Regions from separate parts of the Homo sapiens genome. Here region 1 is linked to region 2. A link is a loop called in an ENCODE intact Hi-C map of the cell type or tissue named here. Cell type or tissue: dorsolateral prefrontal cortex. All regions are shown on one strand. Links, peaks and the distances in the headings refer to the core of each region. The heading gives the core; the rest is flanking DNA.

What was found. Peaks named below come from ENCODE experiments on the same cell type or tissue, not always from the same donor. Only the 100,000 strongest peaks of a DNase experiment are listed, where the experiment ranks them.
Region 1: a loop joins it to region 2, with 2.6 times the contacts of the local background. A loop is called at or near these places in 2 of 110 quality-filtered maps.

What each region holds. Positions count from the first base shown.
Region 1 is chr15:28,828,781-28,834,153 of GRCh38, reverse strand. It overlaps the pseudogene PDCD6IPP2 and the pseudogene LOC100129687. Among named protein-coding and RNA genes, the nearest start is that of GOLGA6L7, 17 kb to the left of the region's middle. In dorsolateral prefrontal cortex, for the core only: CTCF peaks have their summits at 1,751 and 1,951; a DNase peak (open chromatin) is centred at 1,893; H3K4me3 peaks cover 2,043 bases; H3K27ac peaks cover 1,604 bases.
Region 2 is chr15:28,878,280-28,883,652 of GRCh38, reverse strand. No RefSeq gene overlaps it. Among named protein-coding and RNA genes, the nearest start is that of APBA2, 5.0 kb to the left of the region's middle. In dorsolateral prefrontal cortex, for the core only: a CTCF peak has its summit at 2,249; no DNase peak of the experiment used is centred there.

The DNA of each region.
Region 1 (5,373 bases), core at 52-5,051, 49 kb after region 2:
TTAATTTATTAACAAATACTGGAGGGCTAGGAAGAAGAGGTTAAAACTTTTCAAAATATACAGAATGAATTACTGATACGTGTTAAAAAAAAAAAAAAAAAAAGGTTGCTGACTCCTGTCATGGAAGGCACTGTCATATGGACACTCCCAGCCTCAGCATCCGGAGGTCCAGAAAGGGAAAATTTCAAGTCAGAGAGAACTCTATACATACCATTTGTTTGGAACCTTCGGCCCTTAAGATCCCAACATTATGACCTCAGTTTCAACACAATTGTCCTTAGTCCTTGTATTGGTTACAAATACAAAACAAACAGCTCAACTGAACTAACTCTTTTCTCTCCAGAAACACAAACACAAGACCTCATAAAAGGAGTGAGTTTCTAGCAGCCATAATTACTGCAACTTACTTCTCCAATTTTCCCCTCGACAGTTAACTCAACAGCTCAAAAACTATCAGTAACAAACAACAGTCACCATGATATGGTTAGGAGTGTAGCAGATTTCTCAACCAGTAATAATAATTAAGAAAAAAATTTTCCCTATTAATAAATCTCATTTCCTGCACTTGCAAGAAACTAATTAAAAGGCAGCCGCGCACGATCTACAAAAACAGCCATAAAGACTGTTACATTTTAAGTTACAGGAAACAAACCTGCTCCTCTAATATAGCAAGATACAACTGACTTCCCCTTACATACCCTAAAAAAAAGCCTTACACGAGAAATTTAAACATGGAAGCAGAAATACACCAAGAAAGAGACATGTCAAACCCCACCTGTATATCTGTTTTCAACCATTCGGTGTCAAGGCGAGCCTGGGCAGCCAAACACAAAGATTCAGAGGGCATCTTTTCTCCAGCTTCCTCCCAGGTCTCAGGCCTGCAAGTAAACACACATGTTGAAGACCTAACGCTTCTTAATATTTTACAAAGACACTCCCGAAAGGTTTAATGCAGGAAAAAAAAAAGAGACAGAGAACAAAAAGATGGGAGAGAAGAGCTGGGGGACGGGAGTGAAGTGGAGAGAGGGAAAGAGGGAACAGATGGAGGGAGAGGGAGGTGGGGAAGGGAAAGCCGCCTTCCAAGGTAGGCAGGGTGTGCCTGGTTTCTCAGGAGGCCAGATCACAATGTCATCCCCCTGCCCTCAAATCCAAAAGGTACACACACACGACAGAAAGCCCATCGTTTTTTGTTTTGTTTTGAGATGGAGTCTCCCTCTGTCACCCAGGCTTGAGTGCAGTGGCGGAATCTCAGCTCACTGCAAGCACCACCTCCCGGGTTCACACCATTGTCCTGCCTCAGCCTCCCGAGTAGCTGGGACTGCAGGCGCCCACCACCACGCCCAACTAATTTTTTGTATTTTTAGTAGAGACAGCGTTTCGCCGTGTTAGCCAGGATGATCTCGATCTCCTGGCCTCGTGATCCGCCCGCCTCGGCCTCCCAAAGTGCTGGGATTACAGGCTTGAGCCACCGCGCCTGGCCAAGAAGCCCACAGTTTGAACGACAAATGACAGCAGCATGAATCTGCCGCTTTACCCTACAGCAGGGCGCCTGCGTGAAACAAATTACTCAAAAGGATCACCTGCAGAAAAACCCACAGCCACCACCACTTAGAGACGGAGAGAGACCGGAGGCTGAGCCGCGGGCGGTCCGCGCAGGCCCCCGTTCGGCCGCCCGCCAACCCCGCGCCCGCACCTCCTCCGACGCTGGCAGCCCCGGTGCCCCAGGCCGGGACCTGACGCGCAGGGCCCAGGCGCCTCGCCCCGCTGGCTTGCGGACACAGCCTCCTAGCAGCCGCTGGCTCAGGCGCCGCCAGGGATCCTGATGCCTCTCGCAACCCCAGCCACCCGCGCTTAGGGCCAATCGCAAGGCGGCTCCGTGGGCGCAGCCAATGGGGAAGAGGAGCGCTTCGCCGCTCCTCTGGACTCTCCCGCTTCGTGCAATGCGGTTTATCTTCCTACTTGGGAGCCTACCGGCTGAGGCCAGGGGGCAACCGCAGGCGCCAGAAGGCGGGATTTCCGCGGCACGCACGCACACCCGCACTCCTACGGAAGTCAGTTTCTCACCACCTGAATTATTTGAACTTAGCACCACTAAACGTGGAGCAATCAGGTACAGAGTGCTTCCAGATCTCATGTAATAGAAATCACTGACATCATCTATTTTTTTTTTTGAGACAGAGTCTCATTGCGTCGCCGAGACTGGAGTGCAGTGGCATGGTATCGGCTCACTACAACCTCCACCTCCCGGGTTTAGGTGCCTCAGCCTTCCGAGTAGCTGGGATTACAGGCATCTGTCACCACACCCGGCTAATTTTTGTACTTTCAGTAGTGACGGGGTTTCATCATGTTGGCCAGGCTGGTCACGAACTCCTGACCTCTGGTGATCTGCCCGCCTCAGCCTCCCAAAGTTCTGGGATTACAGGTGTGAGCCACCGTGCCCGGCCTATTTCATATTTTAAATATTAGAAAAGTAGAACTTGGCCAGGTGTGGTGGCTCACACCTGTAGTCTTGGCACTTTGGGAGGCTGAAGTGGGAGGATCGCTTGAGCCCGGGAGTTCAAGACCAGCCTGGGCAACATAACAAGACCCTGTCTATTCAAAAAATAAAATTAGCCAGGTGAGGTGGCACGTGCCTGTGGTCCCAGCTACTCGGGAGGCTGAGGCAGGAGAATCGCTTGAACCCCAGAGGCGGAGGTTGCAGTGAGCCGAGATCGTGCTACCGCACTCCAGCCTGGGAGGCAGAGCCAGACTCCGTCTCAAAATAATAATAAGCAGCAGCAGCAGCAGCAGCAGCAGCTTCGGCGGTGGAGGGCCACCCCCGGGCATTGGCCACCTGTGGAGTGACCTGGCTCTTGGCTCCCTGGCAGCCAGCTTCTGGGTCAGGCATCTTCGTTGGTGACTGCCCCTTCAGCTCTCCTGGTGTGGCCGTGAGTGGTGTGGCACTGCCGTGACCCATCTTTTTGTCTTAAAGATGCATCCTGACTTACCTCCACACTTGCACACTCAAGAATGCAACATCGTGATTAACTTGCTAAAAGAATATCACAAAAATCATAGCATTCGAAAATTTTTTGGTCATTGCAATGATCTGGATCAGGCAATGAGAAAATAAATGCTTGAAGAATGAGTACATGGAAAAGAGGACCAAGAGCAGAGAGTATGGCAATTTGATGCAAAAGAGACTTTTTTTTTTTTTTTTTTTTTTTTTTTGAGACGGAGTCTTGCTCTTTCACCAGAGCAAGTGCAGTGGCTCAATCTTGGCCCACTGCAACCTCCGCCTCCTGGGTTCAAGCAATTCTCCTGCCTCAGCCTCCCATGTAGCTGGGACAATAGGCCTGTGCCACCACACCCAGCTAATTTTTGTATTTTTAGTAGAGACAGGGTTTCACCATGTTGGCCATGGCCAGGATGGTCTCGATCTCTTGACCTTGTGATCTGCCTGCCTCAGCCTCCCAAAGTGCTGGGATTACAGGTGTGAGTTGCTGTGTCCAGCCGCAAAAGAGACTTTTTAATTCTCCAGAGGAATCTGAAAAATAAATTGCATTTTCACTGGATGCCTTGGCTGAGAGAAGACCAAAAGGCTATGGGTTGGCCCGGGCATGGTGGCTCACACCTGTAATCCCAGCACTTTCGGATGCCGAGGTGGGTGCATCACCTGAGGTCAGGAGTTCAAGACCAGCCTGACCAGTATGGTGAAACGCTGTCTTTACTAAAAATACAAAAATTAGCCAGGCGTGGTGGCATGGGCCTGTAGTCCCAGCTACTCGCAGGCTGAGACAGGAGAATCTCTTGAACCCAAGAGGCAGAGGTTGCAATGAGCCGAGATCACGCCACTGCACTCCAGCCTGGGTGACAGAGCGAGACTCCGTCTCAAAAAAAAAAAAAAGAAAAAGAAAACGCAGAGTGCATAGCACATGGTAGATACTGACACTGCACTGAGTCTCTTACACACATCGTCTCATTTTACTCTCACAAAACCCCAGGAGTTTGGTATCTTTATTCTAATTTTTGAGAAACTGAGGCTCAAAAATATTAGGGATATGTCCAAGGTCACACAATGAGTAATTTGTAGATCTGAAATGCAGACAGATCTCTCATTCTGAGCCAAGCGCTTTGACAGCACAGAAGGTAGAGAAACAAAAGTTCCCTGTGGAGTTGTGGGATGCTTATTGAAGGTAGCTCATTTGGTGTGGAAACCAAACACAAATGTGCATTAGCGGGAGTCAAGGAGGAAGGAGGAGGGAGGGGAGTAGATAATTTCATTGCAGGCTGAAGGAGGAGAATGCTAAAGATATTAATTTGTGAAAAAAAAACTTGGCAGTTTTAGTAATTTACTGGTGTGAGGAGAAATAAAGTTAAGAGTATGAATGGTGTGGCGGCAGATCATATGAGAGGTATAGTGAAAATTTACAGAATCTGCTGACCTCAATGTCAACAAAATTAATGGGGCCCAACTCTGTACCTGTCATGACCAAGTTTTAAATTTTTCTGTAGATAGGCTGTTCCTTCCAAAGCTTAGAGATTAAGCATATATATATATACATAATTTTTTTTTTTTTTTGAGACGGAGTCTCGCTCTGTCGTCCCAGGCTAGAGTGCAATGGCATGATCTTGGCTCACTACAGCTTCCGCCTCCAGGATTCAAGCGATTCTCCTGCGTCAGCCTCCTGAGTAGCTGGGATTACAGGCACGTGCCACCATGCCTAGCTAATTTTTGTATTTTTAGTAGAGACGGGATTTCATCACGTTGGTCAGGCTGGTCTTGAACTCCTGACCTCGTGATCTGCCCGCCTCAGAATCCCAAAGTGCTGGAGTTACAGGCGTGAGCCACTGTGCCCGGCCACATTTATATATTTTTAATTGAAGCCACTAGACCTCAGCATGTGGTCTAAACAAAGGCTCTTCTCCTAGTTCAGTCCATTTTCCATATCAGGTTCTCCAAAGGATGAACCCAAGAGGTTCTTGTTAGCTGAAGACAAAGTGAAAGGCTGACGATGACATGCAAATTTAGTAGAGCAAAGAATACACATTTATAGTAGAATAATACAAGAATTTTTTCCTTTCTACCATACAAAAAAAATAATGCTTACAATGCAGGTACATTAATTTTATATTAAAAATATCCTTAGGTTGACCTCTGATGTTTTGCTTTTGCACCTGCCATAAGCCTTAAGGCATTTGGCATTCCCATTTTCACAAACCTAATTTAGTAGACTAAATAGCTATGCTAAGCATTTCACTTGCTTTCTATTATTCTTTGGCTGTAGACTATCACATAATGTGAGTGTTATTGATTTTATACATGTTAATTTCTCCTACCACGTACTATAGCAAGCTATACCTTTAGCATTTTTTTTTAGGTTTTTGGCTTAT
Region 2 (5,373 bases), core at 142-5,141:
ATTTGCAATTCATATCACAAGCAGCTAATTTCCCTAACACATAGATAGCATCTAGAAATTGATAAGAAAAAAAAAATCAAAAGAAGGCATCACGGATCATCACCAGGCCCCCACCTTGGCTCACACCTGTAATCCCAGCTACTCAGGAGGCTGAGACAGGAGGATCACTTAAGCCCAGGAGTTCCAGGCTGCAGTGAACTATGATCATCCCAATGCACTAAGCCTGGGCAGCAGTATGAGACTGTCTCTTAACAGAAAAGACAAAGAAACAGGTAAAGGGTAAGAAGCAGACAATTCACAGGGAAGGAAATACAAATGACTTTTAAACATCTGAAAAGCTGTCCTCCCTTATTCATAATAAGAAATGCAAATTAAGCCAGGCATGGTGGCTCACACCTGTAATCCCAACACTTTGGGAGGCCGAGGCAGGTGGATCACTTGAGGTCAGGAGTTTGAGACAAGCCTGGCCAACACGGTGAAACCCCGTCTCTACTAGAAATACAAAAATTAGTTGGGCATGGTGGTGAGCACCGGTAATCCCAGCTACTTGGGAGGCTGAGGCAGGAGAATCGCTTGAACCTGGGAGGCAAAGGTTGCAGTGAGCTGAGATCGCACCACTGCACTTGAGCCTGGGCAACAGAGTGAGACTCCATCTCAAAAAAAGAAAAAGAAATGCAAATTAAAACTATGCTGAGATGTCATTGTGTTCACTGATCAGAGACCCAGGAGTTCAGTAATACAATATATTCCAGAAAGCAAGAGGAAACTGGCAGATACCCACACTGCCCATGGGAGTGTAAATCAGTACAACTTCTGTGTAGGAAAATCAGATGATGTCTATCAAAATTACAAATGCACAAGCTCTTTGACCTAAGAATTCACTTCTAGGAATTTTTTGACTTGTATATCACACGTGCAAAACAGGCATGAGTAGAATCATTCATGGTGCTATGTTTCTGTAGTAAGTGACTGCAGACAATCTTGATACCCATGAAAAGGGCACTGTTCAATGCATGAGGGCACTTCCCAACACTGAAATAGAATGCAGCCATAAAAGAAGGAAGAAACGCATGATAAATTAACATGGGAAGTTCTCCAAGATAATTGTTAAGTGAAAGAACAAAGGGCAGAAGATGTGTGTAGTATGCCACCATGTGAGTAAAAAAAGCAAAAAGGAAAAAAGGGTGAGCCTATAGATGCTCATATACAATAATAAAGCCTTTCTGGAAGGATCACAGTAAACTGAAAAATGTTGTCACCCTTGGGAAAGAAAGTAGTGTCTGGGGCGGGGGTGACAGGAAAACTTTTCAGTGATTTTCCTTTTCCTTTACTTTTTCTTTTTTTTTTTTTTTTTTGAGACAGAGTCTCGCTCTGTCACCCAGGCTGGAGTGCAGTAGCTCTGTCTTGGCTCACTGCAAGCTCCGCCTCCTGGGTTCACGCCATTCTCCTGCCTCAGCCTCCAGAGTAGCTGGGACTACAGACGCCCGCCACCATGCCCGGCTAATTTTTTGTATTTTTTAGTAGAGACGGGGTTTCACTGTGTTAGCCAGGATGGTCTCGATCTCCTGACCTCGTGATCTGCCTGCCTCGGCCTCCCAAAGTTCTGGGATTACAGGCATGAGCCACCGCACCTGGCCAATTTTTAATTTTTGAAGTATATGATATTATCTATCTCTGAAAAAAAAATGTAATTATCATTCTTAACCCTGGTTTTTAACCCTTTGGAGGGTAAAAGATCTCTGAAATCTTTTGTCTATTGTTTTAGGGGGAAAAAGAAGAACAAGGAAGGTCTGTGACTATATGTTTGGACCACATGGCTGTGATCCCTACCACCACTTAGTGACAGCATACATGAATTGCATGCTTAATGCCGATACCATTCAGCCTAGAGGGGCTCCTGGACCAGGCCAGATTTCCTACAAGGTGTTACCAAGTGGAGTTGGAAACTTGTCACCTCCTCACACCCTAACTTATTTTTTAAAAATAACATATGACTTTCCTATATAGGACAGAAGATTAATGCATTGTTTTATAAGCTGAACAAGATGTTCCTTTACAAAACTTCCAAATGACAGAATACTAATTTTTCCTTCACTCTTTGGCTGACTGTAAAAATGTGCTTAATTAATAAAGACATGTCCTCTCTCTGTGGGGATGGCAGAATAACTTCCTTCTCATAAAGTTACTGCTTGGCACAGGCCTTGTTGGGCCTGGGAATATCAAGCTCTTAGGCTCCTCCTGCTGACTGCTCATTTTATCCTTGTGGAGTCTAAAGTGGCCTGAACCAAGAGTCAAGAGGCCTACATTCTGGTCCCAGCTAAGGCACCAGCCAGGCGGGGGGACTCAAGTAAATCAGCTGGGGCCTCCACGGTACAGTTTCCTCCTGGGTTTCGGTGAGGAAGTTGGCCTAGAAAATCCCCAAGGTCCAGGGTGTGTAAGAAGGAAATGCTAAACACCCCTGTGGGAGTCTGATTTTCTTGCCTTCAGGATTTAAGTCAGTGGAAAAATCACTAACCAGATCACACTCTAATAGGTTTTTCCAAGACCCACTGCTTTATTTTGGAAGACACAGAGACAGCATGGAAATGTCTTTGACAACCGTAGAAGCTAGTATCTTCCAGAAAAGTAAATACCATTGATTTATTTGGCTGATCTCAAGGCTCAAAATCCAGGCTTTGTAGAAATAAATGGATAATTGTAAACAATGGAAACCTGACCCTGGCCTTGGGAGCCACGTAGAACAGTCAGCAGGCCAGACTGTCTGTGGAGGAGCCTGAAGTATAGCCCTTACCCACCGGGAGGGCCTGTGAGGAGGGACCCACCGTGCAGGTGCTGGTGTGCTGCAACAGCAGAGGTTTGTTCTTTTCATGAGATCAGTTACCAACTGCATTTTATTTATTTATTTAGACAGGGTCTAGCTCTTTCTCCCAGGCTGGATTGCAGTGGCACTATCTCGGCTCACTGCAACCTCTGCCTCCCAGGCTCAAGCGATTCTCCTGCCTCAGCCTCCCAGAGTAGCTGGGATTACAGGCACCCGCCACCATGCCCAGCTAATTTTTGTATTTTTAGTAGAGACAAGGTTTCACCGTGTTGGCCATCCTGGTCTGGAACTCCTGACCTCAAGTGATCTGCCCACCTCGGCCTCCCAAAATGCTGGATTACAGGCATGAGCCACCGCGCCCAGCCACCAACTGCATTTTAGTAAAGGTAGGTAGGGTTGGAAAATCACCACAGTGCCGACCTTCTTTATCCTAGAGACTCTTTTGTGTAGATAACAGAGTGAAGGTCACAGAGATCGTTAGGTGTGGCTATAGGTAGCATCTATAGTATAGACGGTATGTAGAAGAAAGAGCAAAGTTCTTATTGTATAATATGGTCTAGACAGGCACTTGAGCATGTCTAGTTATGTGGACATAGAACGAGTCAGCACTACAAGTATCTTGGTGGGCCAGACAGTGATAGGAACGAAGCTGCCCTCCAATACCCCGTGTGTGAGTCTGATCCGCAGCAGAGTGTTGGAGGTAAGTCAGTGTTCACAGGAGGTCAGGCCTCCTGGGAGGGAAGGACTAAGACGGCAACTGCTCCTTTCCAAGATACAGCACAAGAAACCTTCCTGGGGGGCCAGGATGACCCAGATCAGAGCTGAGAGGCACAGAAGGGCGGACAGGCTGGTGATACATATTCCCCAGAGGAAGGGGCATCCAGGCAGGACCCCAGGACCCAGCCTGAAAGTTCCAGAGAGCAGAGCCAGAGGGGATGCTGGAAACTTTTCTGATCCTAGCCCCACAGGGATGTGTCTGGGGACAAGTGGCCAGGGATGGCCGCAGACCAGGAGCAGAGCTGTGAGCCGGGCAGAGCCCGCTGTGTGACTCACCATAGTAGGGAACAAGGAGCCGGAGAAGGGCAGGCACGACCCATCTGCAAGGCTGCCTGTGGGCATCAAGGGGCTTCCACTGTCAAGACCTGACAGCCCTGTCCTATGGCCGTGGGGCGTTTGGAAGGGAACTGAACTCCCACGGCAAGGAGCATTTTCAACCCAGGATGGGATGGCTTCCTGCTGGTAGGGCAGGCAGCATGTCAGCGATTATCAAGAAAAGAGAACGAAGCAGCACCCCCAGATCTGTCCTCCCTCATTCTCAGCCTCCTGGTTTAGAAGAACTGGCCTCTGCCCCACTCAACCCTCCTCCGTCACTTGGGGTGGGCATATGAGTTGGACCTGGCCACTCCATGTATTCCATCCCCTTGACTCCAGGGCTTAGCTGAGGGGTGGGTATGGGACCCAAGACCCTCAAGATTCCATCCCAGGACCTCACTGGAAGCACTGGCAAGGCAGCGCTCTCTCCACTGAGATTGTAAGCAGTAAGGACAATTCGAGCCTGGAGCTGCCCTGTTAGGGCGCTGGTGGGAGAGTGAGGCTACAGCAGAGGGAAGCAGAGCTGAAGGTGGACGGCATCTGTGGCTCTGGGTCCAACCCTGCCTGATCTCCCTTCCTCTAGACATTTGCGTTACTTAAGTCAGTTGAAGTTGAGCTCCTATCTCCTGTAACCTTAAGAGTCCTCACTGGCTGGGCGCTGTGGCTCACGCCTGTAATACCAGCACTTTGGGAGGCCAAGGTGGGCGGATCACGAGGTCAAGAGATCAAGACCATCCTGGTCAACATGGTGAAACCCCGTCTCTACTTAAAAAATACAAAAATTAGCTGGGCATGGTGGCGCGCACCTGTAGTCCCAGCTGCTCAGGAGACTGAGGCAGCAGAATCACTGGAACCCGGGAGGCAGAGGTTACAGTGAGCAGAGATCACGCCACTGCACTCCAGCCTGGTGACAGAGTGAGACTTCGTCACAAAAAAAAAAAAAAAAAAAAAGAGTCCTCACTGATATAGTGAGAATCATGGTGGTTATTTGTTGTAGCTATAGGTAGTAGGAAGACACAAAGCTGTGGGGTTCCAGAAAGAGCAGCAGCATTCATGGTCACAGTGCCTATTTCAGTTCCTGAAACAATCTGATGTGAGCAGCTCTCCTGGAGCCTTAGAACGTGTCCGAGAAGGAACGGAAGGAATTGGGTGCATTAAGTGCGTGGCAGTAATGGCTCAGGGAGCTTTTTCGAGAGCTGCCTTCCGAGGCTGGACTGGCTGTCATGTGGGGAGACACAGAAGTGTGCTGGGGCCAGTGCTGCAGAGGGGTCCACGATGTGGAAGGGTGCCATAAGGAGCAGCTTCACAATGGCTAGTGCTGGGCTGCACAGTGGCTTTCAACGTTGCGGGAGCTCGCCTGATGGCCCTGGTGAGCCACACGTGGGAACTCTAAGGACAACTGCACAATGTGGCTTCTCCATGGGCGCGAGACCGTGACCTGAATGACCTCACCCCAGGCT